3 separate regions of the Homo sapiens genome follow, and regions 1 and 3 are each linked to region 2. Evidence: chromatin loops called from intact Hi-C (ENCODE). Cell type or tissue: PC-3. All regions are shown on one strand. Links, peaks and the distances in the headings refer to the core of each region. The heading gives the core; the rest is flanking DNA.

Region 1 (11,000 bases), core at 1,615-9,614, 81 kb after region 2:
CAGCAACTTAAACACATGACTCAGTACTGCCACAAATAAATCCTGCTCCAAAGCATGATACTTTACCCCAAACATAAAAACGGGACTGTTTGTTTTGATAACTTAAACATTTTCTCTTGATTTTTGCCTTAAGTCTGAGAACTTCGGCATTTGACTAATTTGCCATGCATTTAAGGCTGGTAGCAATATTGGGAAAGAAATATGATAATCACTTGCTGCCACAAAGTATTCTATATACTGTTCTCTTTCAGCTCTTGTTTCACATGTGTTGGTTCAATGGAATATTCAATAGACATTTATAGGAAATAAATTGAGAGATGAATGTAAACCATATGGCATCTGGAGGTTTATTTGCAAAGTCCCTGCATCAAAGCTTTCTCCAGATCACACCATATTAGCTATGTTTTTCCAGTCCAGCAGAATCAGGAAGGTAACCACAGACTTCCCTGATGGAAAACACATGAAAAACAGAGCAAATCTTAATATGTAGCTTGAGTTGCTGGTCAAGGAGCATCCCTTAAAATAATTTTATTACTAGTGGGTACAGCACATTGCTTAGAACTGCATTAAAAACATAGAACAAGTTGATTTTGCTCAGGATTTCCTTCAAAATTATAGGACACACTTCTTTCATTTATTCTAACAACAATAGTATCAGTTTGGTAGAATTGTATTAAAATTTTAGGACTATTTTTCAGCTCAGTTAAAAAATCAATCTCAACCAAAGAAACACAGCATTTAAATATAGCATACATAAAAATGCACATTAGAATTGTTGCAGATGGGAATGAACCACATGCCTACACGAGTCCACTTGCACATACGAAAGCCACCATATTAAACTTTGGAGAATCCCATTAATATAAGTAATATTTAAAAAACATTGATTGGACAGAATGAGAAATGGTTTTCAAACTTAATTTATATATATAAAAACGTTCTCAACCTTGAATGCACTCTGCTTTGTGCAGTTGGTTATGGCTAGCATTATATCTGATATCAAATTAATTCTCATGCAGCCTGTTATATAAATCATTATGAAATGTCAAAAGCTTGTACATATTTTTTTTTTGAGTTTTCACTTACTTTCCAAATAGTTTCCATTTTTCAGTGTCAGGCTTTTCAGCCACTCAATTTTAATGATTTTTTTTATCACTGTAAATTTCCCCTCTCATTTACAGGATATTTGTGCATCCCCACGTGCATACATGCACATGTTATGCCATGGAACACAGGTGACATGCACAATGGTTAGGCTGAAAAATTCTTTATCTTTGGTTTACATTGAATGGTCAGATAACTGGCATAGAGAAAGAATAAAATGTTTTTACTATTAAAATCTGCAACATCTAAAGATTGTCCTTTATAAATAAATATTAAAGACTAGTACAATAGCAAATTGACTCACTGACCTCTGCTCCCCATAGTTTCCATTTTAGAACAGTTGCTGAGCACAATGGGGACTTGCACTTTTTGGCAATTACTCACTTACACATCTCAGGGATGGTCTTCTTTCTTTACAGGTTATGCTTCTAAATTTAGGGCAGCAAGTTAATGCCACTCACAACTAAAAATAAAAAAAAAGAGTATGTGAGCAACATCACTTAAAAAATATGTGGCTAACTGCTGGAAGCTATTAAAAACCAAATAAACAAAAGAGATTACACTTCAAAGAAATGTCAACAGTTTTTCCTCTCTCAGAACAGACGAGTTTTTTTTTAACTTATATCCACATCCACATCTGGAAAAGGCTTATGGCTTTATACATCTTTTATGGTAAAATGAATTTATTGAGTTTTAAAATTTTCGTGATGGATTAATGCAATCTTCATAAAAGGTAAATCCACATACTAGTAAAAATCTGTCTTAACACCGAAGAGTGATTTCAATAACAAATAGTCCAATGTTAATTTCAAGGAGCAGGAGAATTTTGAGAAAGCATTTGGTTAAGTAGATTTTTTAAAAATACAACTACATGGAAATGAAAATGCAATATCTTTTTCCTTATGACCTATCTTTATGTTAGCACAATTAATTCTTAAGTTAAGGGAAAAATAAAAGAAATAGTTTGTGAAGCCAACCCAAAGTTTAAATCAATATACCTGCTCCAATTAACTAACAATAGACATAAAGCAAGCAGTAAATTTACTGATAGCAAGATCTCCAAGGGAATATTTCAAAACAATTAATGGATTTCTACAATTCTTCTCAAAAGTAGACAGCATGCCTTTGTGTATTTAAAAGGTGAGATTTAATTTCTCAAAAATATGTGCCTGTTCAGAAGGTTCAAACAATTGACTTCATATTCTACACAATGTTCTCCCACGGCCCGAAACTGACAGTGTTCATTTGATGTTGCTTTACAATTAACTGGGTAGTAGCAACTTGTTTTCTATATAAGCTTGCCAAAAAAAAAAAATCACCTTTGGTATTCAACCAAACATCCAAATGTGGACGACTGACTACAGTTTAGTAATTTACAGATTTGCTGTGAGAGCAGGGAAGACTTGAAATATGGGAGAAGGTGTCATCTTTATAAGTCAGGCCAAGAATTAAAGAAGGGGAGACTCTAAAACCAGAAGAATGTTTAAAATGGAACAACATAATTTGGACATAAAGTAAGTGGTCTGTAGTCAATAAAAAAGAGAAAGAAAAAGAAAAATAAACTCCAAAAGGCCGGCTGCAAAATAGGAAAGTAGGTCTATTTTGTTTATTTATAAGTGAGTAGCAAGTAGATTCTTTCGCACTAACTAAACCAGACAGTAATTATAAACACAGGTTGGTTAAATTCCCTGCACCCTATCAAAGGAAACAAGCTTCTTTCTTTTCCAAACATTGTCATTTGTTTATTGAGCCTCTTTGGGGCTTGGTTTCATTTAAAACTATGTAAGCACACATCTGTTACCCCCAAACAATGTCAACCTTGTTAAGCTGAACCTGAATACTCATTATACAAAAATTTGCAAGTAACCTAACAGCAATTTTTAGAGTAGCCAGTTAGCATACTGAGCAAAGAATTTGGATTGTTTTTGTTCCATTACAGAAAAACCTCACATTATAGTGTAATCATACAGGAAGCAAACAGTCACCGCCTCAGTAGTTTCAGATAATTAGTTACCTAAATTTTCTGAGGTGAATTCAACGTACTTAGGCTGAGGAACATTATTGCTTATATTCTGAAATACCACAATACAATCTTGGTTAACAATGAAATTATAAATATTGGAGTAAAACGTCATTTTAGAAATCATTAGGTTTTATCAGTACAGTACAACTGAGTTCCTCATTTAAGGAACTGTTTTATTAAAAAAAATGGGGGGCTGTGATATTGCTTATATTAGCTCATGTCAGATATCAGATTTCAAGAAACTTTTACACAGTAGACACTATTAAAACATCATTATTGGAGTTGTCATGCTTGGGTGGTTTGAACTAAAGTGAATTTCATGTATTTGCTAGGAGACAGCAATAATAAATCCTGGAGTCTGCATTGCTAAGTGATGACCTAGAGTCTGGGGGAATTGACCTCACGAACCACCAGGACAATTGGATGAGTTCAGTAGGTGGGAGCACTATGGGGAGGGGCAGAGTCTAATAAAACTCCACAAGGACATATAGACATGCCACCCAAACTCCCCTGGGCAACCATTCTGAACAAGACCATCTCTGCCTATTTTGTTTTCTGTGTCAGTCACGGTATCCACCTAAGCCATTAGGAAGTCAGCAAGTCTTATACTACCTCCCTCCCTCAGTCATGGCACACGTATCTAAAGGATCACCCAACTCTGAGTCAAAGTCTCTCAACTCAACATACCAGTCAGCCACTTCCAATCAATCCATTTGCTAGCCCAGGCATTAAACTATGAGAAAACTCTCACAGAGCAAGGCCTGAGGCCCTAGCATGTAAGACTGCCTGGCATGTGGCAGGAGATTAATGAAAGTTAACTTGCCTCAAATGGAATACTGGAATAGTTGGAAGTATAGACGGGTGCCAAACTGTCCAGGTTCAAATCCTAGCTGTGCCATTTAATAACTCTGTGACTTTGGGCAAGTCACTTAATGTCTCAGTTTCTCAGTTTTCTCATCTGTAAAATGTGAGGAAGTAACCAATATGAGGACATAAGGAATTAACATATGCGGAGTGCTTTAGAAGAGTGCCTGATACATAATAATCAATAAATACTAGCTGTTACTATTTTCCTCATTGTTTATTAAAATGCCTTGTCAACCTGAGAAAGTTACATGTAGCTTGTTCTGTTAATGTAACCATCTCCTGCTCTCTAAATCTTCTCTTTGATGAGAGAGATACCTTTCTGAAACACAAATCTCAAGATAATCATTTTTGTACCTATCAGCTTTTTTATTTTATAAAATTTTTGTGGATACATAGTACATGTATATATATATCACATTGCATGCCTTTATCAAAACATACCATGTACCCCATAAATATATGATGTTTTGATAAGGCATGCAACGTGAAATAAGCATGTCATGGAGAATGGGCTATCCATCCCCTCAAGCATTTATCCTTTGCATCACAAACAATACAATTACACTCTATTTTTAAAAGTACAATTAAGTTATTATTGACTATAGTCACCCTATTGTGCTATCAGAAACTAGGTCTTATTCATTCTATTTATTTGGTACCCATTAACCATCCCCACCTTGTCCCCAGCCTCCCACTACCCTTCTCAACCTCTGGTAACCATCCTTTTACTCTGAGTTCAAATTGTTTTGATTTTTAGATCCCACAGATAAGTGAGAACATATGATGTTTGCCTTTCTGTGCCTGGCTTATTTAACTTAATGTAATGATCTCCAGTTCCATTTATATTGTTACAAATGACTGATCTCATTCTTTTTTATGGCTGAATAGTACTCCATTGTATGTATGTACCACATTTTCCTTATCCATTCATCTGTTGATAGACACTTAGGTTGCTTCCAAATCTTAGCTATTGTAAACAGTGCTGCAACAAAAAAGGAACAACAACAGCAAAAAAGGAATGCAGATATCTCTTCAATATACTGATTTCCTTACTTTGGGTATATACCCAGCACTGGGATTGCTGGCTCATATGGTAAGCCAATGGAACAGAACAGAGAACCCAAAACCAAACCCACACACCTATAGTGAACTTATTTTTTGACAAAGGTGTCGAAGACACACACTGAGGAAAAGACAGTCTCTTCAATAAATGGTGCTGGGAAAACTGAGTATCCACATGCATTAGAGTGAAACAAGACCTGTATCTCTCACCATATACAGAAATCAAATCAAAATGGATTAAAGACTTAACTCTAAGACCTCAAACTATGAAACTACTACAAGAGAACACTGAGGAGAATCTCCAGGACATTGGTCTGGGCAAACATTTCTTGAGCAATACCCCACAAGCACAAGCAACCAAAGCAAAAATGAAGAAATGGGATCACATCAAGTTCAAAAGCTTCTGTGCAGTAAAGGATATAGTCAACAAAGTGAAGAGACAAGCCACAGAATGGGAGAAAACATTTGCAAATTACCCATCTGACAAGTGATTAATAACCAGAATAGATAAAGAGCTCACACTATTCTATAGGAAAAAAATCCAATCATCTGATTAAAAAAATGGGCAAAACATTGGAATAGGCATTTCTCAAAATAAGACATACAAATGGCAAATGGGTACATGAAAAAGTGCTCAACATCACTGATCAGAGAACTGTAAATCAAAACTACAATGAGCTATCATCTCACTCCAGTTAAAATGGCTTATCTCCAAAAGACGGGCAATAACAAATGCTGGCGAGGATGCAGAGAAAGGAGAACACTTGCACACTGTTGGTGGGAATGTAAATTAGCACAGCCACTATGGAGAACAGTTTGGAGGTTTTCTCAAGATAATAACTTCTTTAAAAACCTGAAGTGACTCTCTATTGTTGATACAACAAAGTCCAAGACAACCTACATTACCTTCCAAAAGGTAAGGACAACCTATAGTTTAAAACCTATCTTTGACTCCCAAACCTCCTCCACCATCTTCCTATAAGCCCTGCAACTTTGTTTTTGAGCTATGCTTTAGCTTTTTCTTGCTCTGTGAATTATGAGCTCTCATTCATGTCTTTGATTGACCCATTCTATTCTCTGTTCAGTTCTGCCTGGACAATTCCTTTCTGTACCTAAGAAACACTGATTTACCTTTTGAGATATAACTCAAATGTTACCTGCTATGTGAAGCATTTCCCAAATCTCTCAATGAACTAGTTTGCTCCTCAGCACATTTATCTTCATTATGGCATTTTTTAAAAACACTGATTACATTGGCTTCTTGCAGAGCCTGTAAGTTCCTACTCTCCTGCTTATATATGTCTCTAATACTTAACACATGGACTCACTCAAATATTTGTTTATGAATGAATAATCCCAATCCTCCCATCCCAAATTATATGTTTTCTAAGGTGATTGTTCTTTTTGAAATTGTTAAACTTTTAGTACTCTTTACTGGATACCAAATTATGAAAATAATACATGCATGTAGTAACAATCGTGACAAAAGCTAATTATTATTCCTTATGCCCATCCAATCCTGATTCCTGACATAGCCAATAGTAACAGTCTGGTGTGCACCCTCACCTTTCTGTTTGCTTATGTGAATATACAATCATGTATGCTAGGGGCTGACAAACTTTCTGTAAAGGGCTACATAGTAAATATTTTAGTCTGTGCTGGTAATATGGTCTTTGTAGAAACTGCTCAACCCTGCCCTTATAGGAAGAAAACAGTGGTAGACAGCACAAAAATAGATGTGATTGTGTTCCCATAAAACTTTACAAGAATAGGTAGCCAGCTGGAATGTGGCCTACTGGCCAAAATTTGCTGTCCTGTTTTATTTATATATATATATATATATATATATATATGTGTGTGTGTGTGTGTGTGTGTGTGTGTGCGCGCACGTTTGTGTGTATGTGTGTATATATATACACACACACACATATATACATATATATACACACACATACACACACAGGTTTTATCTGTTCATTTGCTTTTAAACAACATGGCATGATGCTAACCAAGTTGCTTGAAATTTGCTTTATTATATACTCCATTATATACTCCATTTATTATATACTCCATTAACTTCCAATAAGTTAATACATTCAAACAATTCTTTAATTTCTACATACTTATATATAAGACATATATACACTATATATGTATTATAGTTTAAATGGGACGTGTCTTATATACAGGTGTGCATATATTTTTGGTGCACTTAAAACTTTTGTCTCCTGCATGCTATAAGTTTAACACTCTTCTATGCATTCCACTTTACTTTCCTCAATGCTCATATAAGCATACACACACACATCATGTATATATTGTTTGCTTTATTAAAATGTGACCATTTGGCAAACCTTTGTTTGCATCTTACTGTTTTTGCTCCATAACACTCTTGGAAATCCTCTCAAGTAAACTGGAAGAGCACTAATCTGTTCTTTTTAATGGACATATTACATGGTGTAGATGTACCATACATATCATTAGCCAGTCACTGGTTCTAGATTTTATTCCTATGAACAATCTTATAATATGCTTTGTATATGTGGACTTGCCTACTGGTGGTTTTATATCCAAGGACTATATTTCCAGAAATGGATTTGAACCCTTTACACAATTTATTTTTCATGGCTGTCATTAGAATCATATTTCTACTTCATTTCTGTCATTAGAATATATGAGATTACTTTTTCTGTGCATCCCTACAAGTAATTAGTATTATCACTTTAAATAATTTTCTTTGACAATTTGTTAGGTGATATATCTCACTGTTACTTTAACTTGCACTTCTGAATACTCATGACCTGGAGCATTTCATATTTGCTGATCATTCAGATTTGTTCTCCTTAAATTATCTATTCATCCTTTTGAAACTACAGCTTTTCATTACCAATAATCTTGAATCCCATCATATTCAGTAATCTCGATATTTTATCCATTGCTCTTTACCTCCAGAAAAGACCCAATAGCCTATATTTTATTTTGATCTTGCTTTCTGGTGTTCTGGTGGATGTATCTAGGTACATTACAGTGACCAAGGTATATCTAGTTTAAGTAGTTTTCATGTGCTCTAACTTCTTATTTTTTTTTTAGGTAAAATTTTCGATTTTTTTATAGCCATTTCAACGTTTAAGGTACACTGGCTGAGGTTTAATTTAATGTAAATGTAGTAGTGTCACCAGTAATAACTACAGTATTTAGTGAGTAGTATTTGAGCTTTTACTCTGTAGCAGACATAGTGTTAAGAACTTCAAGTACATTACCTTATTTAATATTCACAACTCTGTGAGCAGGTGCTTCTATTACCTACACTATGGTATGAGAGGGTAAAAACACTTATTCAGGGTCACTCTGATAATCTGACTTACCCCCAGAATCTCAGCTGTTAACATTATGTTATCCTACTAAAAGTAAGAAATTCAAGATAGAAAACATGAACATATTTTAAGTTACTGGCCAATTTGGACACATTTTAAGTTTTACCTTGGATAATTTGTCTGATTAATTCAGTGCTTCTATTTGATAGTAAAGTTGTCAATCCAGATTTTAGAAGGTTAGGTCCAAAACTAATGTTGTGGACACAACTAATGTTAGATCCACAATCAACTAATGTGGACCAACCTGAATGTTCAGTTGTAACTATAATTGTTAGGGAGCAACCTACTATGGTTAAAAAGAAGGAAAATGAAAGCGCTGGATTTGGAATTAGAAAACCTGCATCCTGATCCTGATGAAAGCAGTTGTTAGCCATGTGATCTTAAGCAGTCTACTTCTCTTAGCCACATGATCCTCGTCTATAAAACAGGGATGAAACTTTTTGTTGTAACAAATTCACTGGGCTTTAATGAGGTACCAATGAGAAGAATTATAAAGAAACACTTTTTGTTGTTTCTTTTGAGATTGAATGATTATATTTTGCTGTATTTGTATTACTTTTGATAAATTTTTAAAAATAACTACAGATATTAGTATGTATTTATTTTAGATACTTCAGAATCCATCTCAAAAAAAAAAAAGCAGGAAGCACTTTTTAAAACCAAAAGCTAATTTAGAAAGGTATTATTATTACTACATATAACCCACTTTGAGGACTCAACTTCCTTGTTCGATTGAATTCTACCTGTATCGTAAAGGCACCATGAAGAGTAATGTCATGTTCTCAGGCTGCTGAAGAGCTTCAGAAAAAAAAAAAAATAATAACAGCACTTATTTAATCACCATCTATTCTTTCCATCTAATGCCTGCAAAAAGAGAATCCCTCTCAATAATACTTTTGAAGCAGAGTACCACATTAAAAGCAGGACGCTATTCAATAATTGAAGTTAGTACGCTTTGGTCTGTCTGTCCTTGCCAACAGAGCTGAGGGAATTTTAGGTAAGCAGAATTAAACTTTCTGCCACTTACAACATCTGAAGAAATGAAATAAAATTCTGTGCTCCTGGGTCTTAGGGAAAAAAAAAGTACTTCCACATCTTTGAATCTGCCCTGTGTAAGCCCACGGCACCTAGGGACAGCCCCATGCTCCCTGGAGAAGCTCAACAAACATTTCTTGATGAAGATAAACACCTGCTGTATTTAAATACGAGATGAAGAAGTCAGAGCGTAAATGAATCTAAGAATAAGCTGGGTGTGTATGTGCACACAGCTACTATTAGCATTATGGGAAATTACATTCCTGCTATTATTATGATTATCATTCTAATAACAAAGGGCTACACACTGAGAAAGGGAAAATTATAAAGAAGAAAGGAATAAATCAGTTGAAGAGAAGAGTGAGTTTAAAACACACGTATACTCCAAGGGCCCCCAAATAAAGCAAAAGGACTCAGTTTTTGTAATAGAAATAATTGCAGGGGTGGAAACAACAGTAAATGCTATGAGATCACAGGAGGAAATAGCTTGAAACTGCGGGAAGAAGAAGTATACCATCTCTTCCATTCATCCTCATTCCTTCTCTCTCCCACCCCAAATGCCATTGTTCAACACAGTCCATTTCACAGATGCTTCCAGTGCCTGAGTTTCTTTGAGGTTTGTTTACATCAATAATAACTAGAATCAGATTGATCAAATATTAGCTGATGTAGAGAAGCACAGGGTTTCCCTGCGCAGACAAGAAAGAAGGAAAAGCAGGGAGTGAAAAGTTGTGGCTAATAAAGAAGGAACAGGGTATTAAAAATTGTACAAGCTTTTCCAGAATTAAGATAGACTTTATCTACTTAAGCAGCCCACTGTAAGCAGGACTTTGACTGTTTTGTCATGCCAAACAGTCATTGTTTTAGCAAATAATTTCTTTTCCCAATAATACATTCCAAGGTGATGCCATGATTTGAGAATGTAACATTACGGAAGACATTATGAAGTTGCCATTCCCTTGGTGCTTTTATTATATGCACATAGGGCAAACTTCTAAAGTTCAGTCCAGTGATGAGTCTCCTTAGAATATAATGCAATTTGGCCTTTCCTGGAGAAGACTGATCTGTCTCAGAACGACAATCACTTATAAACGGTACTTGAGGAAAAAACAAAAAATACCTACTTTCTTCAACTGAAATGACTCCCCACATCGAGGAAGACAAAGTTTGCAGACATTAACATCACAGGGCTGGAGTCTGACAGGAGTTATTGGGCAGGCACTTCTCCAAGTCCGTTCTGACCCTCCTGTATTAGGACACCAGCAGATGAAACCAAACCTTCAGCTCAGCACAAAGAACTTAGTAGTGCCCAATGCTCTGGGTAAGGAAAACAGACAGGGATGTTGGGAAATCTCGGGCCTCTTAGTTTTTAAATGCCCAAATGTTTACCAGCTGACCTTCCCCTTTACTGCAGTTCTGGGAAGCAAGGTGCATCCAATAAAGTTCAAACCAATCAACTGCTTTCAGCTGTTCTTGTGCAATGAATTTTTAAACATTTGGTCATTAAGCCCAATATATATTCAGGTCAGTTTTTG
Region 2 (11,000 bases), core at 1,273-9,272:
AGAGAATGAGAGAGACAGATGGTAATAGTGACCAAGAACGATGCTACCTACTGCCCTCTCCTGCCCTGAAAATAGAAGAAAGCAATGATAATAAAAGGTATTCAATGAATTGCTGACTAGTAAAGATAAAAGCATAAAGTTGGTAAGCACTTCTCTATGGCGAGGTATGCCATGATTAAACAAATGATTCAATCAATTTCATAGACGACCTTGGTGTTTAATCTTAGTCCGCCTCTGTCACTGAATCTGAAATCCAATTTAATGTCTGCTTTGTACATCAAAGAGCAAAAATAGGTCCATGCTACATATTTTCTTGAAGGAACAACTTAAATTAAAAGAGAAAAACCTTCCCAAATATTAAGGTTGATGTTGATGCATTAAGTAGGATAACTCTAAATTTGGCACTTCTATAGAGCAAGTTGATCTTTTCTCAGATAAATTATTCTTCAAGAATATCTTCAATGTCAAACCTCAAATGGTGTCTTACAATACTGCCAGTCAGTCATTGTATATGTTCTCTTTCAACTGATTTATCTACCAGGGCCTTTTTGTGCTTGTTGATTGCAAAGTCAATCTTGCATATATTCCGTTTTCCTGATCTGTTTGACAGAATCTTAGCGAAACATTCAAGGAGAAGATCCTGCTTCCATAGTTACATCACTCCTTTTGAGATTCCATTGCAATTCAGCAGCAGATAATACCAATTCCAACTTTATAGTGTAACTTCCATTTTGTGGAAAGCTATTTTCATTTTGGCACATTAACTAGTACAATATGAAAATGAAAAATCCTAAAGTGAATATGAAAATCTGTATACCCTCCAGCTGATTCTTCAAAGTTCATTTTTAAAATGTACTTGTTTTGAGATTCTCTGCTGTAGGAAAACTGTATTTACCAAACCATGTAGCACATTCCTAGACAGACACAATACCACTAAATCAGTCCATTTAATGTTGGCACTTTCCTTACTTGAGAGTTTGGTTTTGAGTACTGTTCTCCCTTCCTTGCTGATAATATAGTTTTTGGAGTATCTAGTAACTGCTGGCAAATTTTAGTCATCTTACCTAACTGGAGCTAAACCAAAATGATGGGTAGCACTAGGAAGGCCACATTTCCCAACCTACCTTGCAACCAGATGGGATCGTACAATGATGTTTTGGCCAATAGAATGTGGACAGAGTGATATAGCCACTTCCAGGTCTCACTCTTCTCTTTCTTCGCTTGTTGGATGATAGATCTCAAGAATCTAGGGAGGATTCTGAGACTTAAGGGAGGTCTGAACAGTAGAAGTAAGGAGACTGGGTCCATGTATGACTCTGTGGAGCAGAGTGACCCCACACTCTCAACCCAAATTTGACTGTGCCAAGGGTGACACATCACCCTCTGTTATGTTAATCTGCTGAAATGCTGGGACTGTGTGTTTCAACAACTAGGGTTACTTAACCTGATTAGTAATGATAGTGTAATAGTTAGAGAAATCCCCAACTATATTCTTTAGGAGTTCCACCAGATATTATATAGTATATAATATAGAAATATGGCCTTTGTAACATATGACAACTTAATTGAAATGTGTCTGGACATTTATTCCCTCATCTCAGAATTTTTTTTTAAATTTTAATATTTTAAATTTTAATTTTCATGAATACATAGTAGTATATATTTGTGGGGTATATGCAATAATTTGATACAGGCAGAGAGTGGGTAATGATCAAATTAGGGTAATTAGAATATCCATCACCTCAAACACTTATTATTTCTTTGTGTTAGGAACATTCCAATTCTACTTCTATAGTTATTTTAAAATATACAATAAATTATTTTTAATTGTACTTGCTCTATTATGTTACTGAACATTAGATGTCATTCCTTCTATCTAACTCAAGTGTAGATCCACTGACTAACCAATCTTCATCCCCACCACCTCCTCAGTACCCTCCCTGGCCTCTCTGGTAATGATCATTCTACTCTCTATTTCCATAAGGTCAACTTTTTTTTAGCTCCTACATTTGAGAACATGTGACAGAAAAATATAGAATGTTCCACAAATTTGCGTGTCATCCTTGTGCAGAGGCCATGCTAATCTCCGTATTGTTCCAATTTTAGTATATGTGCTTTGAACTGAGTACTCTGAAATGTTTTTGAGTGTTATTTTCCAAGCATTGGATAAGTTCGGGGGATACCATAAAAAGCCAAATAGGCGTGGTTATAGTCCACAGAGCTTATAGTCCAGGAAGTAGATGTTGACCAATGGATACACATATAAATGTAAAATTATAACCATGCTCCTTTCTATGACATACAGAATCATGATCCTATCAGACATAAAAATAGAAATATTTGACTTCATTAGGGAGGCATCCATGAGGAAGGATTCCATGCTGAGAGGGGCAGATGTGTGGTTACCACATGAAAGTCAGATGGCAGGAGACAAAATGAAAGAGGGTCAGAGTGGGTGGAGCAGGCAGAGTGAAGGGAAATGGGTCAGGTGAGCCTAGATAAGAGTACAGGTTAGAGGAAGTATTTTACTCTTCACTTAGACACTAAAGAATGACATTTGCCCTTTGCCCTTTGAAAAACACTGCTCTGGCTACATTTTGGGGAATGGATTGGACATGAACATGTACCTATATTTATATGAAGGGAGTATGTGGTAATATGAGACTCACCTGTCAAGATACATGTACCTGGCTGGGTGTGGTGGCTCATGCCTGTAATACCAGTATTTTGAGAGGACAAGATGGGTGGATCACTTGAGTCCAGGAGTTCGAGACCAGCCTAAGTAACATGGTAAAACCTTGTCTCTACAAAAAAAATACAAAAAAATTGGCCAAGCCTGGCGGCATGTACCTGTAGTCCCAGCTACTTGGGAGCCTTAGGTGGGAGAATCACCTGAGCCCAGAAGGCAGAGGTTTCACTGAGCTGAGATTGTGCCACTGCACTCCAGCCTGGGTGACAGAGTGAGACACCGTCTCAAAAAAAAAAAAAAAAAAAAAAAAAGAGAGAGACATAGCTCAGGAAAAAAGGAAATATAAAAACAGTTCAGCAAAGGAAAAGTTTTTGGGATTTGGATGATTGGTGTTTTGGTAAACTTGTTACTTTCACCTTTGTGTCTTTTTTTTTTTTTTTTTTTTTTTTTTTTTTACCATTATAGATCAGTAGTTCAATATGGCAAGTTTGAGACAGGAGACATTGGTCTTAGGCCAGTGTGAACATCCAAAGCAAATGAGATTGCAGTGAACTACGAGGCTGGTGTGAGTGAGATTTTTGTTATCAGTTGCCCTAGCATCCAATCCCCTGTGGAAACCTGCAAGTCACTCATCCACAGCAACCAAGTAAGAGGACTCCCCTCAAAAGACACTGGGATGCTTTGACACTCATTATTTGGAAGATAAGGAGACACCACAGTTTGTCCACAAAATTTATGAAGGACTGTGCCCAAAACACAAAGGAGAAAGACCTGCTTGGCTTCCCTCTCTGATCTACCCAGATTTCTGACAACCATGTCCCTCTGTCTCAGATTGTTTTCCAGTTCCCAAGAGAATGAGATGTTGATATCTTGAATCTTTTATATAGACTTGTTTTCTTTCTCTCTGTATATGAGAACTGCTGCTATGGAGGCTTATGATTCAGTAATCACCTTGAGATATTCCTTTTCCTTCTCGGGGCCCCGACTGTATTTCTCACCCTTGCGATCCAGGCTGCAGAGCCTGACAAACGCACCCTCTCAACCACATCAACACCAGCGCAGGTTCAGACTGGCCTTCTCTCCTCCACACACGAGGGAAAGAGCTGGACGCTCAGCCCTTTGTTACTTTTTATTTTTAGACTCAATTCACCTCTCCAGAAGCAATACATAGAGAGAATGCTGAATAGACTGCCCTGCATTGAGACACTTCTCAAAGATATCTTTTTCCCTTTAAGAAAGAATGACTGATTGCAAGTATTTATTTTCTAAGGTACAATTGTAGACCTTCAAAGTCAGACTGTTAATTTGATGATATTAACTTTTGAGTCACTTGACTAGTCAGTTTAGGAAGCAACAATTCTCTCAAAACTCTTATAATTACATTTGGACAAGTTTGTGCGTAGGACCGCAAGTCCATCAGCTTATTATAACCATAGTGCGTTCACACACCATCTTCATTATCTTGTGCTAAAGAAGAGAGCACACACTCCTCTGTGGGTAATTTTAGATTGGCCACTGACACACTCTGCAGTGTTTATAAAGAAAACAAAACTTGGATGTTGGCCCTTTTAATTATAACTGGCAGAATTGCTACACCCAAAAATCACATAATCTCTTCACCATATTATATCTTTGAAGACATCTGCTTGCAAAGCAGTAACAAGGAACTTGAATTCTAAAAACAAACTTTGTACTAGATTGATTGGTTTGGCGAGCCACGCTTCTGAAGTACTGACGGATTCTGAAAGATATATTCCTGAACTTCAAGAAAAGTTTAAAATATGCTATAATGGAGTTACATCAAATTGTCTTTGGTCTGGACATGCAGATTAGAGACTGAGATCCTATTTCATCGTGAAGGAAGGTCCAACTGGCCCAGTGGCAAATATCATAAATGTCACCAGTCATTCTGCGTTTTTGTTTTGAGTTTCCAAATAAACATCTAGCCAGTGAAATAGCTGGATAGTCCAGTGCACTATTTCACCTGAGAAATGATCATCACATAAGGTTCTATGTTCTAGGTGCTTTATATATAATATTGTGAAGACAACTGAGAGTGCTGAACATTCCACCAGAGGGAGAAAGCTGATCTTTGACATCATCTTTACTATTTATCAAGCATATACCTCTCTTCATGTAGATTTGGGATATGATCTGAGTCCATTTTTTGAGTAATTACATTGTGATCCTAGTCACTTCCCCCGGGGCAGATCATTTCGCAGTTTGCAGAGTTCCTAAACTCATAGTACTGTAGCCTGAAAGATGAAATGGAACAATTAATCGTTATCTATGCTCTGCAGATGAGTAAGAATCTTTCCTTTCGTAGGAGATTCGTGCATGTGTATTTGAATTAACAGTCTAAGAAAAAACCCAATGCAAAAGCCTGAATTTGTTGCCAAAATAAAATTGCCTACATCTTATGTAGTCATGTAACTCATAAGGTTCCACCCTCCTTCCATAACTCTAGCCAAAGAGTCTGTTTTTCCTTCCCTAACACAGTGTTTTCTGGAGCCCAGGACTAGTTTTTAAACACTAAAATGACTTAAGAAGGCTGCTGGAAAAGTGAAAGCAATCTCATTGTACTGTATTAGTTCAACCAAAATGACTAACACATTTCAACATTTAGAATGTCCAATTGAACAAATATTTACTGCTCAGTTAGTAGTTTTAAGAATCTTTGTCCAAAATTACTTATCTTGTGGTAATGCTTTGAATATTGAGTATACATTTTAGATAAAGCAATTTTTCCTTTGATGTTAAAAATTGCCTTTATAAATAGGTACGTTGCCTAAAAATTATAAAATTGCATGTATTATTGGTAAGAGTTGAAAGTTCCCCAAAAGCTTCACAGATGTTGAAATTTGTTGTCATTCTAACGTTAATTTTATTAGTCCAAAGTATTTTTTCCCAAATGTTTTTCTGAGAAGTGCAGAGCAACTGCTGTTACCCCAGAGCACTGAACTATTAACTGTTAATGGCAGGGGAGTTTTCACATTCCAATATTTCAGCTGCATGCTTGGATATAAGTTATTTTGTTCATACATCCCCTTCTTGCAAATACGTAAGGCAGGAAAGTTAATAATTTTTGTGTTTGTTAAAAACTCCTGAATGTCTTCATATATGTAGCACAGACTCCAGAAACATTATTAGAACTAGCAAACCACTAGGATGATAGAAAGTGTGAAATTAAAACAAAAAGGTTTACAGTACTAAGAATGATTTATTTTAATGGAGCTAGTTCAGCGTTTCCATTTTGTGTATTTATGGTGCAGTTATTCAACATGTTTTCTTTTTTGGTAGGTCATGACAGGGAGACTTTGGCTGAAGAAAATCACAACAGACGAGAGATAATGCAAGAGAAAAATAAAACAATTCCATGAGGATGTCATTCTGGAACTTCCTGTTACCAGGGAGTGAGATCAGGATGCTTGGGGCAAGGTACATTTGGGTAAAGCTTTGGATTCTTAGAACTTCCACTGAGCACTGAGGGACAAAAGACTAGCAGGGGCTTCTAATTAGAAGAGTTTTGCAGCATGTGCTAAAGCTTACTTTCTTTAGAGTGCATGGCGTTATGCCCACAGATAGATGTCCCAGTTTCAAGTTGTGGGTGATTTTTATGCAAGTCTGTTTTATAGAATTAGTCTTCCAAGGTGTTTACATGGGCCAGGTAAAATCTTGATCATCAAGGGAAGATAGGTATATATGTACACACTGCAAAATAATTTGTCTCAAAGGTTGCTAACCCACAAAATTCCCCCCCAGGCTCAGAGAATCTAGAAAAGCCTCCGACTTCTACACAGCTCTCTCAAATGTGAAGGAAGGAGGCATGACTGCTCTTTGATTCTCATAGGAAATGTAAAGATGTAATTTCTGCAGTGAGTAATGGTACAAATAAAATTATGTTTATTATTATTTTATTCGTGGCATTTAATTATAGAGGGAGATGGGTAGTCAGATAGCAAAACAGCCATAAACAAGGGAAAGGCCCCTCTGTTTTTAAATGAATGCTCTAAAACAATTGGGAAGAACATTAATAGAACACCCGGCGAAAGACAGACTCGCAAGCTTATGCATTCACTTGGGGTTCATCAAATAATGGACCACTGGCCTATTTTTCAAGCCATTTCTCTGCAGTAACTTGACATTTGATAGGATTACCTTTGGATTTTGGTCTCAGTCTCTGCTATGCCTGAGATTGTCTTCTTTTGATTTAAAGATAATAGAGCCAAACATGCGAAACTGTTCTGTAAAGAGTCAACCTGTGACTCATAACCAAATATCAAAAAAGATTTTGTCTACAGTTTGCTTTCTTACCTCACTGTTATAACTGAAATGATCAAATGACTAGTTTCCATTATAAACACCATATATTTATTTTGTAAAAAAGCTTGACATTCTTCCGAGATGAAATATAATAGTATCATAAACCTCCAAGGCAATTCTGTTCCCCTTAAGACTCACAGCATTTGCTGATTATAATTTTAATTCGAAAGTTTCACCAGAAAAGGTGAATCAATTTTGCTTAAGCATAATGTTGAACAATTAAAAAAAAGCATCTGAGCAGGTCTGACATAGATAAAACCAAATTATGAGGCAGTGGAATTGTAAACAAAACACACTTTAACATTGGCAATGGACTTGACCATTCAAAATACAGTTAATAAGTTTCCAAACATGCAAGTTCTAATTTTAAAATTAAGCCTTCTAATTGCCAATTTCAAAAAAATGTAATGAGTTTAGAGTGGCCTTTTTATTATGCATGGTTTTATGTCTTTGGATTTCAAAATTACCTAGCATGCATTTTCAACTTTGCTACAATTTCCGGGCTGTTTTCATTTCTATTTAAAAAGGCTAAACAGTAAGATGTGCCTCTGCTTTGCATTCTGATTGCATGTAACTGATTTGCACAGCAGAACAAAAAACTCATTTTCAGATTAAGAATCGTGCACCAAGAAATAATTATTGTTCTACTAGAAAAAAATATTTTCCCACTTTCTCCCCTCATTTACGTGAACTGTTTGCCATGTTTCTCCCAGGTTGCTATCTTTTATAGACCACCATGCATTGCTCTTTAGGGACTCAAATAATGCAAATGGAAACAAGGAACATACAACTGTTTTGACTACATTCTTCTGCTTGCAACATAACACTTGCCTTTTATTATTTTATCTTCAACAATCAAGGGGTGACTAAATGGTTGCAGGTGGTGATGAAAATAAAAGCCATCCATCATTATTTATTAGGCATGAAAAAGATACACAATAATGTAATTTAATCTCAGAGCAGACAATTATTTCCACATATTGATAATACAATGTGAAAACTGTCATGAATTCTAATATGATATTTTGGCTTTATTGGTACGCCACAGCCAGCATGACAAATAATGAAATTGTATCAAAAAGAAAAAAAAAGGTAATTATGTGCATATGTCAATATCATGGGTGGAAAACATATCACCACATCTTTAAAGCTTCTTCATTATAACTTGACGAATTCAAAAGTTTGAAGTGGAAAAAGGTGTATTTCCAGTTTTCACTATTTAAGACAAAATCTATTACATTTGCACCACAACCTAGAATCTGAGTAAACACTGATGATGTGTTTTATCATATAAAATTTTTGAGAAACAGACAGTCTGCTAAAATATTTGCGAGAAGTATATATGCACTATAGGCTCAAATTTCTAACATGTTCTTTGGTTCACTTTAGTCTGGTAAAAATTTGCAGATGAAAACTCTGTGATCTCTAGTTTGAGCAGCATACACATGCCTATTAAATGTAGCAAAGAACGTACCTTTTAGCCAAATAAAGCAAATGGTTGAAAATAAACATCTTTGGTAGGAAAAATCCTGACTGATGAAATGTTTGGTTAAAAAAAGTGAAAGCGAATTTTTCATTATGTTAAATGATTTCTATTTCTCTTAGGTTGCTGAACTCCTTTCTTCAAATAGGCTTTGGTAGGAGAAAATAGGACAACAAAGAGACAAACTAGCATTTGATCTGTGTAGATGGGAACCAGAAACGTTTTCTGACTCCTATTTGAATAGATTTTAGTTTCTGTAAAGGAGTTATCATGATTAGAGACTTTCCAACTTAGAAATGAGATCGTTTTTAAAGTACCTTTACTTTATGCGGTATACACACACACACACACACACACACACACACACACACTCATTCTACAGCACATATACGCAGCATGCTCTGTACTTTCTTGGAGACTAATTTATTCAGGGTTCACATATAGATTACAAATATATTATTGGATAAGATAAATGATCTCCTCTTAGAAAAATGCCTTTTAGAATTATTAAGGAAGAAAAATATTTTAGACTTGGCTTTGAGTGGTGGGCAGGACCTGGAAGAAAAAGTATCTCTGAGTGATCACAACACTGTGACCATTCTGGGCTGGGAGAGAACATTTATATATCATGTGGTTACTCAATTTTATAAAAGGAACCTAAGAACAAGTGTAGGCACTGGTTAGGAAAAACAAATGAAAGGAATAATTTAAAAAGTCAATAAGCCACAGGAAATCTGGAGACTGTTTAAAAACACCTTACTGGAAGCCTAGCAAAAGTATGTGCCAGAGATCAAAGGGACACTTGGAAATGTGGCCCAAGTAAGGAAACCAGGGAGATCCGCAAACTATGGCAGGTCAGGTGTGAACAAGAATGCAGGCAAGCCAAAAGAGAATTCAAGAGTACCTTGCAAGTGACTCCAAAGCTAATAAAAATGTTCTTCAAAATATATCCATGGCAGGAAACCAAATAGAGAACTAATGGGCCGATCAAGTGACCCACTCTGGGCAGAAGAGATATTCTTCTTGGAAGACAGAAACTCTTCTGACTTGACTAAAAATGATTCATTTATTCATTTGTTTATTCAGTCCTTCCATATTTTCACACATTCAAACATCTATTCATCCATCTATTCAGTTATCTATTCACTCAACAGCAAAAAAAAAAAAAAAAAATGCAGAATGTGCTACCACAAGCCAGACTTTTGAGTTCAGTACTGGGAATATAATAGAAATATACATCATTCACTTATTCATTATTTTCACTCATTCAATCATCTATTCACTCATCCATCCATTTGATTATCTATTCATTCTACAAAAAAATTACAGAAGGTCTATCATGGAATAGACCCCGCGTTAAACACTGGGAATATATTAATATATAAGACATTCATTCATTCAATTGATATTTGTCTACTATGTCCCAAGCACTGGTTTAATTCTTTGAGATACATCAGTGAACGAAAGATACAATATCGCTGCTTAAATCTAGCTTCCTTTCCAGCAGGGAAGAGCAGTGCAGGTAGGCAACATAAACAATTAACAACTGATCATGAAATCACAATCAACCGTTTAGTATGAAAGTATTATTATGAAGGACAAGTTCAGGTAGCTATGAGTGTCTGATGGAGGCTCTGTCTGATGTAGAGAGTAGCACCCCATTCAAGGACTGGAAGAAACACGAGGGAGGAAGAGAGAAGCCAGAGATCAGTATGGTGAGATGACACAAAGACCACATTCTGTTGGGCTTGAAGGGCTATGTGAAGAATGCTAGATTTTACCTAAAGAACAATGGGAAGACACTGAAGGATTTTAAGCAAGAGTGATCTGCTTCAAAAGTTTGACACTCTTCTGTTCAAAACCCTGTGATGATTCCCTATTTCAAATAGGGTAAAAGCTGAAGTCTTTACAATCACCTCCAGGAACCTCCATGTTATTTTCTCTATAGCTCTCCAACTTAACTTTTTTTCACCCCTATCCACTGCTCATGGTGCTCTAGCTACACTGGTCTCTGTGCCCACTGGCTATTTCCCCCTGAAATCCAAATGGCTAATCCTTATCTTATTCAAGTCCTTTCTCAAATGTCATCTTGTCTATCAGGCATATCCTGAGCACCAGACTTAATACTGTAACTTCCCTACTACATCTACTTTTACCTTGCTTTGCATTTTTTCTCCCCATAGCACTCATTACCTTCTGATTTTCAGCACAATTTATTTATTATGTTTTGCACATTGTCTATACCCTGGCCCTCCTCTACAAGTCATATGTACTCTACATGAGGGAAGCAATTGTTATCCTTTGTTCACACATTTATCCTAATCCACTAAAACAGTGCCTAGGACATAAAACTCAATAATCATTTGCTAAATAAACCAATTAATAAATGCATTGGTCAACAAAATCATATTGGCATTTTAAGAAAATTACACTGGCTGAAACTTGAAGAACAAGTTGGGAAGGGTTAAATGTAGATGTAGAAAAACAAGAGGCTATTTTGAGGGT
Region 3 (11,000 bases), core at 1,592-9,591, 67 kb after region 2:
TCTCAAGGCTCTAGCTTGTCCCTGTCTTCAGTACAGTAAGATGGCATTGTACCCAAGAGCAATGTGATTTAGGGTCATAGCTTTCCAATGATCAGAGGCAAATATGAGGTATTCCAGAAAAATGGATGAACCACATATGCATCATTAAAAAATGGTTCAAGGTAACTGTTGGCCCGGACGGTGGTTCATCTAGGTTTCTAGGTAGGTTTGGAGACATACATTTTAAGAGTTTGTTAAGCTGAGGAAAAATGGGTTGATATCATCTCATTAAAGAATAGGGTACTTAAGAAGGTCTCATAATTTTCCTGAAGATGATTCACCTGCTGCTCAGAGGTATTCAGAGTCCTGCATTTACCTGGGACCATGCCTAGGATTTTTCTTAGGAAATGATTTTAGATGGACCCTAACACAGTGAAAAGATGGATGATTAAAGGCCCAAAGAACTACACTCTACAGCTTGAGAACCATTTGAATTTACCTTATATTTAAAGGCAAGAAATCTCAAAATGTCCCCAGAGGATGTCTGTTGTCAGCCATGAGATTTCCTGGCGTTTTCTCCTGGATAAACTGACTGCACAACTATGTCTTACTCTAAAGACATAAATAAAATCTATACAATACATAATCTGTACAGTCATGTATTATCTTACTAGCTAAGTTCCAAATTAGACATCATAAAAATCCTTTTCTAATTGCAGAGTCTTCTCTGATGAACAGGAAACACAGTGTAGGCACTGAAACTCTAAGTATAGAAAAATATTCCTTAGCAGAATGAGATAAAATATAGATCTACTATTCTTTCTGCACTTGATCTTTTGTGTTTGATCATAAATGCACATTGTGAAGAGATGCCTTATACCTCCAAGCTAAACACTGTTTGCTACTCATTAGTGATTTATAAATGATATTTTCTCCCTGGTGACATATCTTTTGATATGATTCTCTAATAACATCCACCAATATTAAAATAAGAACATCCCCACGTATTGTGATCATCTTCAACCACATTTTCTCATGAAAATTAAATTTTAGCACACCATCTGATATTGTATGCATATATTTGTCTACCATCGTTATAAATCTCCTAAGGGTCTCTATAAAATGATAGTTTTGCCTCTTTGCAGTAATTCTACCTAATGCTCCAAAGCAAGAAACTAATTACATGCTGACTTTTCACTAACTTTGATCTTTCAAATATCATACTATGGAGGTTCTATAGGTAATCATATGATTACAATTCACTAAATGAGTTGAAATTAGCCATAAACCTTTTTATTTAAATTGTATTAACTGTTTCTTCAGTAATGTTGTCTGCACTTCTACTCTTTCCTACATAAGTTTGCCGATATAAGATTTCAAACTAAAATCTGATTATGGTCACTAATGTTTATAACAAATGCCTCATTATAACACCAGAAGCGCCAGTGAAGACGAATATGCAAAGAATTTCTTAAAATATGTTTGCGGAAAGGCCAAGGATAAACTATAGTGGTATAAAAAAAAGACTGAAATTTCTCAGGGGAATGTTTTAGTCAGCAAGAAAAAAAAAACAAAAACTCACTTGTGTTTTCCCATGGAGTTGGTGCAGTATTTCCTGGAAAAAAAAATGGAAGGCGATTGTTCCTTTCAGCATGCCATAGGAATATGCAGAGAAAGAAAGAAAAAAGAAATTCTGGATTTTTACTTGGAAAATGCCATATTGCTCACTCAAGACTGATGGGAATACTAAGGATTGCCTCTTTTTTTTAATGGCCACGTAATTCAATTTCACTTGTTTAAAACAATCAGTATTGTTCAAGATATTTAAGTTCTTGTTATAATTAATCTTTTATATGATGCTATTGTAGTGAATAATCTTATTTATCTAATAAAATTTAGTTGGCCCTGAATACTTTACCTTCATGCCATATTCAAAAAACTAGACCAGCGGTTCACAGCTCCTGGGTGACTTTGCTTCCCAGGGGATATTTGGAAATCTCTGAAGACATTTTTGGTTGTCATGCCTTAGGGGGTTTTACTGGCATCTATTAATAGTAGGTAGATGGCCGGGTGCAGGGGCTCACATCTGTAATCCCAGCACTTTGGGAGGCTGAGGTGGGCAGATCACGAGGTGAGGAGTTTGAGACCAGCCTGGCCAATATGGTGAAACCCCATCTCTACTAAAAATACAAAAGTTAGGCATGTTGGCATGCGCCTGTAGTCCCAGCTACTCGGAAGGCTGAGATAGGAGAATCGCTTGAACCCGAGAGGCGGAGGTTGCAGTAAGCTGAGATGGCGCCACTGCATTCCAGCCTGGATGACAGAGCAAGATTCCAACTCACAAAAAAAAAAAAAAAAAAAAAAAAAAAGGTAGGTAGAGGCCAGGGATGCTGCTGAACAACCTACAGTGCACAGGACAGCCCTTCAGAAGAAAGAACTACCCAGCCAGCCCAAATGTCAGTAGTGCTGAGGTTGAGAAACCCTTCCCTAGACCACATAAAATGAATCAAGTATAGATTAGTAATGACTTTGAGAAGCCTTCAATGAAGAAAGTCGAGCATTTTGAGTAGACAAAGTGGTTGTGAATTTCCTTTTTAAAAATGGACCCCAAAAAGTGTGGAAAGGAAACATTCCATTGTTTGGGAAACAAAACTCTACCTTTACCACGTTTATGGACGTTATTTATCTAATAACATTCGGAACCATACAAGATCCTGACCACCACATTCACATTAAAGCTGAGTAAACAAAGTGTGTTTTGACTTGTCATCAATCATGACATATGATCACAGGGAATATTGTGTGCAAGAGGCAGTTGTTTTATCTGGAGCCTCAGCTTTTAAAAAATTCAAAACGGTAAAGTTGTTTATTTGACACCATTCTTGACCTGACTGCAGTGTTTCTTTCTAAGGGAAAGTAAAACACACACTGCTTTCTGATTATTTGTAATCATATAGGAAGTCTATTTCTCTGGCAAACTTTGCTATGTTCCTGGGACCAGAAATAGGAAAAGCTTAAAAGAAACCCAAAACTTCCAAAGACTATGAGGTGAGCATAATTAAGCGTTAATTTCAAGCCAAGTGTACAACCAATCATGAGCTTTCATTTTATGAGTCTTCGGGAATATGAAGGATGCATTTAGCTCTGAGATTGCATCTCTTTGGAATCTTTTGGTCTCAAGAATGAAATTACATACCCAGGAATGATAACATGAGAACAGAGCTTCTGAAACACATCCACAACCTAACATACAAACCTTGGGCTTTGTGGAGGTGGTGCACCAGTCCTGTTTCAGACACATGCCTCACCTGTTTTCCAAACTTCACTTTCTTTGATCAGGTACCAATAGCAACTCCTTCCATTCTGTTTAAAGACTGTCTTTCATTACCTCTGGTGGCCTGGGAGTGTTTGTATGTTGTGGCATTAATGGGTCTTCCAGTGCAGTGCTGAGAGGCCCTGACTGGGAGGCACAAAAGTGGGTTCTAACCCTGGTTCTTCCCTTTACATACTGAGTGATTATCTGCAGCCACTTGGCTTTCTAGTCAATGATTGACGGATATAGCCCAAGGCATTCTTGGGTTGATACTTTGATTCTTTTGTACAAATGACATGCAAATTCAAAACTCATTTCTTTTTTTTGCAGGATACAATTACTTGTAACCTACTAAGACATTAAGGGCCTAGCTAAACCCTGGTTTTCATGAGCTAAAATTACCATTCATCAAGACTATCTCTAAGTGAGTTTGAGAACTCAGCATTTTGAGAAATGAAGCTACACTGCCTTTTCTCTATTCCACATGTACACACAGAGAAAATCCTAAGGGGCCCTGAGAAGTGGGTACTAGGACCATGTTTTTGGCTTATTTTTTTTTTCCTAAAATTGCTTATGTGGGACATGGAAAACAACACTACAATCACTACTCTCATGTGTTTCCTCATCCTCAAATTAAATTCAATTTAAAATCGCAGTTTTTACATTTAAAATTGCCTGTCATAACAATTGGACTACCAGACTTTAGAGATACATGGCAATGATGTTTTTTTAAAATAATAATTATTATTTTTCTTGAAAGGAAGGTGGGTACATCTACAAATTTAGGTCTACCTTACTTTCTCTAGGGTCAAGGAGACCTTGTGATGGGGTTGGAAAGAGAGGATAGTAACAAATCAGGCATTCTGCATTGTATAAGGAGGAAGTGATATTTTGGATGTAAGGATAGTCAATACATTTATTTTGATTCAACAAATTACTTTGATCCTACTTGCCTGAGGGACTTGATAGTTACTTTCTCTGCTTGGAATGTCACCATGCACCCTGCCAAATGCTACTTACCTTTTGGGACTCAGCTTCACACCCCCTCCTCTGTACTAGGAGGTCATTCTTTCCTCTGTCCAACCACTGCCCTAAGTATAAATCTACATACACAACTATTATGCTGTTCTGTGCTTTCAATAGCTTTGAAGTATGATTTCTATCATATCATAAAATCTACCAATTTAAAATATATGGTTCAATGATTTGTAGTAAATTTACAGCATGGTTCAGTCATCATCTCAATCCAATTTTAGAACATTTCCATCACACCAAAAAAGATCCCTTATGCCCATTCAGTCACTCCCCATTCTCACCCACCTCCAGTCCCAGACTACCAATAGCCTACTTTATCCTTCTATTGATTTCATGCCGTCTTACATTACTTCTTTGGGGGTATCCTTTGAGAAGACCGTAAGCTTCCTGAAGGCATGGCTCATACTTTTTAAAATAACATTTTCTTTCTAACTCTTAGCACAACTGTCAGGACACAGGTAATGAATAATTACAGTAATATTTATCAATACTTCCATTTATTTGAAGTATGCAATGAAGAACATTACAGATTCTAATTTAATCCCTGAAACAATCATTGAATAGGTACTATTTTTATCCTCATGCAGAGATAAGGCTATAGCCTTAGAGGGATTAAGTAATTTGCCCAGGGCCATGTCAGAATTTGAAGCCCAGGTTGTCTTGACTCCAAAGCTGAACACGAATGAATGAATCATAAGGATAGGAGTTCTTACTCTAGGACAGGATTTCTTAATTCTAGAGAGGATGCTAATAGAGGCCTCACTAATTTGTTTGTAATGGTTTAGGTACATATGGTATACATTCCTGTAGCACTATCAGAATTTCAAAAGTAGCCATGATGCAAAAATGATAGAGCCACCTTTCCTAGGTGCTGACCAGGGCTGCCTGAGTGGTGGGTGAGTCATGGTCCTTCAGTGTGCTTCATCCTACTAGGATAAAAAAGGTCGACAAAACTTCAGTGTTCTGTGTTATGTGGATCACTGTGTGAACAAGATTTTCTAAGAACTCACTTGTCTCAAACCTTATTCTGCGTTCAAAATAAGGAAGTTAGCCTTGCCTCGTGTGTATCAAAGGAAACACCTTCCCACTCTTTGCCCTTTCTTTGTTTCAAGCTGTCTGTCATGTCAATAAAGTTGTTGGGAAAAAAAAATTCGAATGGGAGAAAAGCTATAAATGGAGAACCCTTTAGATCCTTCCTTCTCCCTGGAGTAAACTCTTCCTTTTTCCCCAGAGCAGGGGTAAGTTAATTGTATTTGAATGAATAATTCTAATAAAGCAGTGACCTTTAATGCCAACTGGTGTTTTTAATTTTGATTCACTGTCAGTCACTCCAACGTGAACCACCTCAGGATGTGAGCAGTGGAAAGACCAGTATGTACACAGAGGAGAAAAACAAACACAGAGCTGGGTGCTGCTGGCAGGTAAACACGAATGGCAGATCTTACAATGAGATGCAGGGCAGAGACTCCTTACAAAGGAGCCAGAAAAATGCAGAAACTAATGAGAACCACACACATGCTGAACTCCATCTAAAAAAATCTCCTTCCTATCAAGAAGATAACAATTCATTGTTCATTGTGTGAAATGTAGAAAAGACAGAAAAGCAAAAATAGGAAATGGAAAAAAACCAAAATTCAAAATAAAAGCCCTCTGAGATGTCATCATGTGGAGAATCACTATGACTACTGTTAATATTCTGGAATATATCCTTCCAGTCTTTTTTCTATATTTACATACATATTTGAAGGTTTCATTTCACATTTATATATATATGTAAAATGTAAAATATGCTTCACATGTATACAAACATTAAATGTATATATATTCATATATATTTGAAAAGTTGAATTATACTGCACAAATTGCTTTGTCACTTGCTTGAAAATAATTCTTCAATTTTCTGTGCCTTAAACACACTTCAGTGATATGAATTGCAAAAATAGATGCCACTTTCTTATCGATAATAAAAAAGTTCAAATGGTACAGGGTCATCTAAGACAGATTTGAAAACTCAAATGCCTAAAGAAATTCGATATTAACCTAGGGCAGAGTTCTTTGGGGCTGTGGCAAGGAGAGTAGGTGCCCTGTCTCACTGAGGCAGCCACTATTCAGGCCCAACAAGAATGTGGATTCATTGTTACCTGTTCTTTAGGCTTTAAGCCAGAAAAGTGTATTTTGAGAAATCTTCCCATTTTTAAATAGTAGCAACTACTTTAAAACCCAAATATATTGTTGACCAAATAAAACATATCTCCAGGCTGGATTTGGCCTAGACATTGACAATTGTCAACCCTAAAGTAGAATGAATGGCTCCTCCCCTGGCCTGTCTCTCCCCTGCAGTCACCGTCACAACCAGTCTAACAATACAGGATTTATCCTTCCACAGAAGCTGGTTGGTTTTATGCAGTGTGTATTAAAATTTAAAGAGAATATAATATTCAACTTTAATTCTTTTCTCCCTTCACAACTTCAATAAATAGAAAAATAAAATAAGAAATATTTCTGGTATCTTCCTTCAGAGGGTCTCGTTCAAGGGATATTATAGTATTTGCCACGGAAGAGGCCTCCATATCAATATGTTTATGTATATTTTAATGGCATCATTAAAAGCATTGTTTTAACTCAAACATTTCTTGTGTATCTACTGTTTAGAAACAAATGAGACCACTCATTACTTTATAAGCACAAGGGTCTGTATGTATTTATCCATTCAGCATATAATTGAGTTCCTACTGTAGAGATGCTGCTCTGAGCATTAGGTGCAGAGAAGTGAAGAGACCGAAATGTGTGTGTGTGTGCGCATGTGTGTGTGCACGTGCACATGCGTGCTAGGGTGGGGTGGGCACGGAATAGATTACTAATCAGTATTCCCCATTCTCTACCACCAAAGAGACCCCATGTCATGGAGGAGAGGGCATGAGGGCCAAGGCCTCCTGTCAAAGCTACAGAAGAGTCTCAGCAAAGCAGCATCTCTTACCTTAACATTCCATGCATATGTTGGACTGTATTATATATCTTTGATTGCTTTAAAAAAATAGGGTTTTAATATACTGCTCAAATGATTTAACTACACAGAACACTTTGCCTGAGAAACATAATTATTCCTAGGTTGTGAAACTGGTGCAGAGTAGCTGTTACTTTTTGTGGGCCCATATGCCAGTCCTGCTTCTCAGATACACAAGCATTCAGCCCCAGGCCTGCCAATTCTCAACCTCTTTCCTTAGAGGGCACAGAAAGAATAGGCTAGAGGATATATACCTTATGTAAGTATTTTTCATGACAAACAAACCGACAAGTTTAGTGAGTGTTGCCTCATTTGAGTCCTACCAACTAAATAGGAATTTAAAAATATTTCTGTCTGACTCATCAGACAGTACCTTTCTTCATGTCTGTATTCCCACTGTCTACAGACATGCTTAGGCATTCAAATGTTGAATAAATGAAAAATATATTAAAATGAAGTATTTTGGGACCTAAAGACACCTTGACCTTATGGTACAATCCTTTCATCTGAAGGCCAAGGACATTATGTCCCAGAGAGGCAAAATGACTTACTCACATCACACAGATATGTCTGCTTAAATCCATCCTGAATATGTTTTACCAGAGAAAAAAGAAAATTAATGAACATTATTCTAGATAGAAAAGTCTGATGTTTTCAGTAGCCAATAGAAATGGCTGTTTTGAATTACCCTTACTACAGTTAGCTGGGTTAATATGAAACATATCTGATGTTTAAAAGAATTGGGGGTGGCAAATATTCATGATTTCTTAGGTGTAATATATAAAAGTATGGCATACTTCTATGTTTAAGATTAAAACAAAATGAAACAAAAAGACTGTGTGGTATAACATTAAATTCAAGAAGGTGTTTAACATTATCTCTATTGGCAACAATGATTAGAATATGGTTTTAGTGTCTAATTTGATTCCAAATATATGTCTTAGAATCTAAAATGATTCACCATATGTAGTTCTGACTAAAATAATATTTTGTTAGACTCTAATGGGATGTTAATACCCCTATGAGCCAGGCTGGCTCCATTCAATGTTCATCTTAATTAGCTAACATTAACCATCATTAGGGTTTTATATGGTACAATGCACATTACTTCGTAACTTCTACCCGGATCACATGGAGCTAGATCATAATACATGTTATCAATCATCAACTTCTCTGGGCTTTCTTAACACCTAGCTTTTATTTTAAAAGTTAAGGTCAATGTTAAGTGTTACACTTCAGCTGAAAAAGTTTTTTAAAAAATCAATGTTAATTAACAATGTTAATTAAAAGTTAATCATGTAAATGAAAGCATTTTTCATTCACTTGCCTAGCAAATTATATTCAGGTAATCCCCCATATATTATTTGAGATGACATAGGAAAATGGCACCCATCACCAGGGAATGGGGAGGAAAATTGGATAAAATCAAACAAAATAAAAGTTTACACATAGAAAGTAGGGAGTTTTTTTTGGCATGCAGAATCTACCTTTATTTCCAAAGTTCTCCGAGTGACACAGGGGAAAGGTATGGAGAGAATAAAGCCGTACGTGTATTTTAAGTTAGTGTGATACTTGGAAGGTATTTTTTCCAACTAAGCTAATCCTGGCCTGCCAAAAGATGCAGACCATATATACACTTGGCTTCAGTCTTCTGAGTTAATGAAAATAAGGTATTTTGAAGCAGTATTTTAATATTCAAGAGTATTACAAAGCAGCTAGGGACCCATCAACCTATAAGACCATTTGGAATGGTTAAAACATTCCTAACATGCAGGCCTGTTTTATCCTTACTCTATTGGCAATAATCATTGCTACTAACAGGGAATCTGATCAGAAAATTAAGACTTCTGTGATCTTACAAACTGTATTACGGTTCTGAGTTCTAAGGCACTGATAGCATTCTTCGGGTAATGACACTTTAGTTATTGCTGAACAAATGTGTATGTGCCTGCTATGATTCACATTCTGCGGAAAGATATGAATGGAAATTTTATGTGTGCAGTCTTATTCCAGCGGTAATTAGGGCAAATCTGAGATATATAGACATATGCACCCACACTCTTAAAATCCAGGGGTCACTTAGGCTACTAAATTAATTTTATAGACAAGAAACTGAGAGCCCAAAGATTCTAAAGGATGTAGCCAAAATCACGGCTCTGTAAGGCTGAACCCAAACGGTTGTATGTATTTTTGCCATTTATTCTTGTGTGTCATCTGAAAGGAGGCTTGCACGTATTTGCTTGAGTGGCAGGACAGGCGCATTTATCCAGGATGCTCTTCAACCTTTCCATTCTAACTGACAGGATAGATGATGATGGTGAATATTTGTTACTTTTTGGTCTTTCTCTTTGGTACCAGCATCCCATTTCCTTTGTGGAATGCTATCTCCTTTCATCGTGTGTGGTCTTGACGGTAGCTGGTCATGGTGTGCCGTCTTCCATGGGAAATTGCTGACATATGACTCCATGTTAGGCCAATCAGATCTTTTCTCTTGGCAGGTTGAAATTTAGCAGGAATGATTCAAGAAGGAAACAAAACAATAAAAGAAACAGGACTCCTTAATCCAGAAGTGGGTCAATGTTGAGTGAACAGTTCTACAGTCCCATAGTTGACTATATGCAGCCTCTCCTGAGCCTGCATTTCCTTCAATTCCATGAGAGACATAATCACCTTCCCTCCATTCCTTTCTTAAGTGTGTTTCACTGAAACACACTGTTGCTTGCAATTCAAGAATCTTTGACTCCTCACATGTCTGGCATTTTAGCAGAGAGATCAGCTGAGGTTTATGAGCAGTTTGAGGGCAACAGCTATAACTTCATCCCTACCCATCCATACTGGAAGAGCTTGAGATGTTTAAGATATAGGGAAGACTTCTCTGCTCTACTTAAAATAGTTAACTTGTTCATGAACTTGTATTTTGATCATTATCAAATGATCACTTATGTTGTGCCTTACCTGAGACACAAGGTATGCCTCAAATTTATATATTGTGTCACATCCCTAGCCGTTGTGTGATTTGATGCTTTTGGTGGTCAGAGAAATGGGAAAGATGACTCTTACTGAAATGGCCAAGATGAATGACTTCCAGGGGAAAATGCTTTAAGGGGAACATCTTTTTTCTTCTATCAAAATGGGATATGAAGTCATTTAAGAAAAATGGAAATGTCCAAGTCATTCTAGAGGCTTTCTCCATTTGAGGCTCTAATTCTATAGCAAAGAAGGGAGCAGGAGAAACTACGTTTATTTAAAAACTTCTGAATTCCTTCTCTCTACTTTTATACCTAGAAAATGCACACACAGATTCCAAGGGGAAATTATTTTTACTCAGAGATCCAACTCTTGCCTTTTCAACTTCATTACCTTCTTTGATCACAAGTTTCCTCTTGAAACATCTGGGCATATCTGTACTCATTATTAGAAAAGCCATTTGAGAGAACTTTCTAGGCTTAGGGTATCTTTCAGTGCCTTTCATTTAATAGTCAGAAGCCAACACCACTTAACTTGCAAGACTACCCTTACAAATCAAACGAAAGTCACAATGTTTGGTGATCAGGGATGTCTACTAAGTTTATGAGTCTTTCCCCAGCCTTTCCCCAAGGGATAAATACCAGTTCTAGAACATAACTTGAAATCTGTATTTGTTGTTGAAAAGGCAACCCTGAAAATATT

What was found. Peaks named below come from ENCODE experiments on the same cell type or tissue, not always from the same donor. Only the 100,000 strongest peaks of a DNase experiment are listed, where the experiment ranks them.
Region 1: it touches region 2 in a loop (14-fold over the local background); 2 of 110 quality-filtered maps call a loop at or near these places.
Region 3: a loop joins it to region 2, with 4 times the contacts of the local background. A loop is called at or near these places in 2 of 110 quality-filtered maps.

What each region holds. Positions count from the first base shown.
Region 1 is chr3:70,719,096-70,730,095 of GRCh38, reverse strand. No RefSeq gene overlaps it. Among named protein-coding and RNA genes, the nearest start is that of MDFIC2, 410 kb to the right of the region's middle. In PC-3, for the core only: no CTCF peak of the experiment used is centred there; no DNase peak of the experiment used is centred there.
Region 2 is chr3:70,799,479-70,810,478 of GRCh38, reverse strand. It overlaps the pseudogene RNU6-281P. Among named protein-coding and RNA genes, the nearest start is that of FOXP1-AS1, 480 kb to the left of the region's middle. In PC-3, for the core only: a CTCF peak has its summit at 4,761 (motif pointing right); a DNase peak (open chromatin) is centred at 6,948; H3K4me3 peaks cover 3,083 bases; H3K27ac peaks cover 3,865 bases.
Region 3 is chr3:70,732,824-70,743,823 of GRCh38, reverse strand. No RefSeq gene overlaps it. Among named protein-coding and RNA genes, the nearest start is that of MDFIC2, 430 kb to the right of the region's middle. RefSeq lists a silencer at 5,572-5,866. In PC-3, for the core only: no CTCF peak of the experiment used is centred there; DNase peaks (open chromatin) are centred at 5,223 and 5,693; H3K4me3 peaks cover 449 bases; H3K27ac peaks cover 1,445 bases.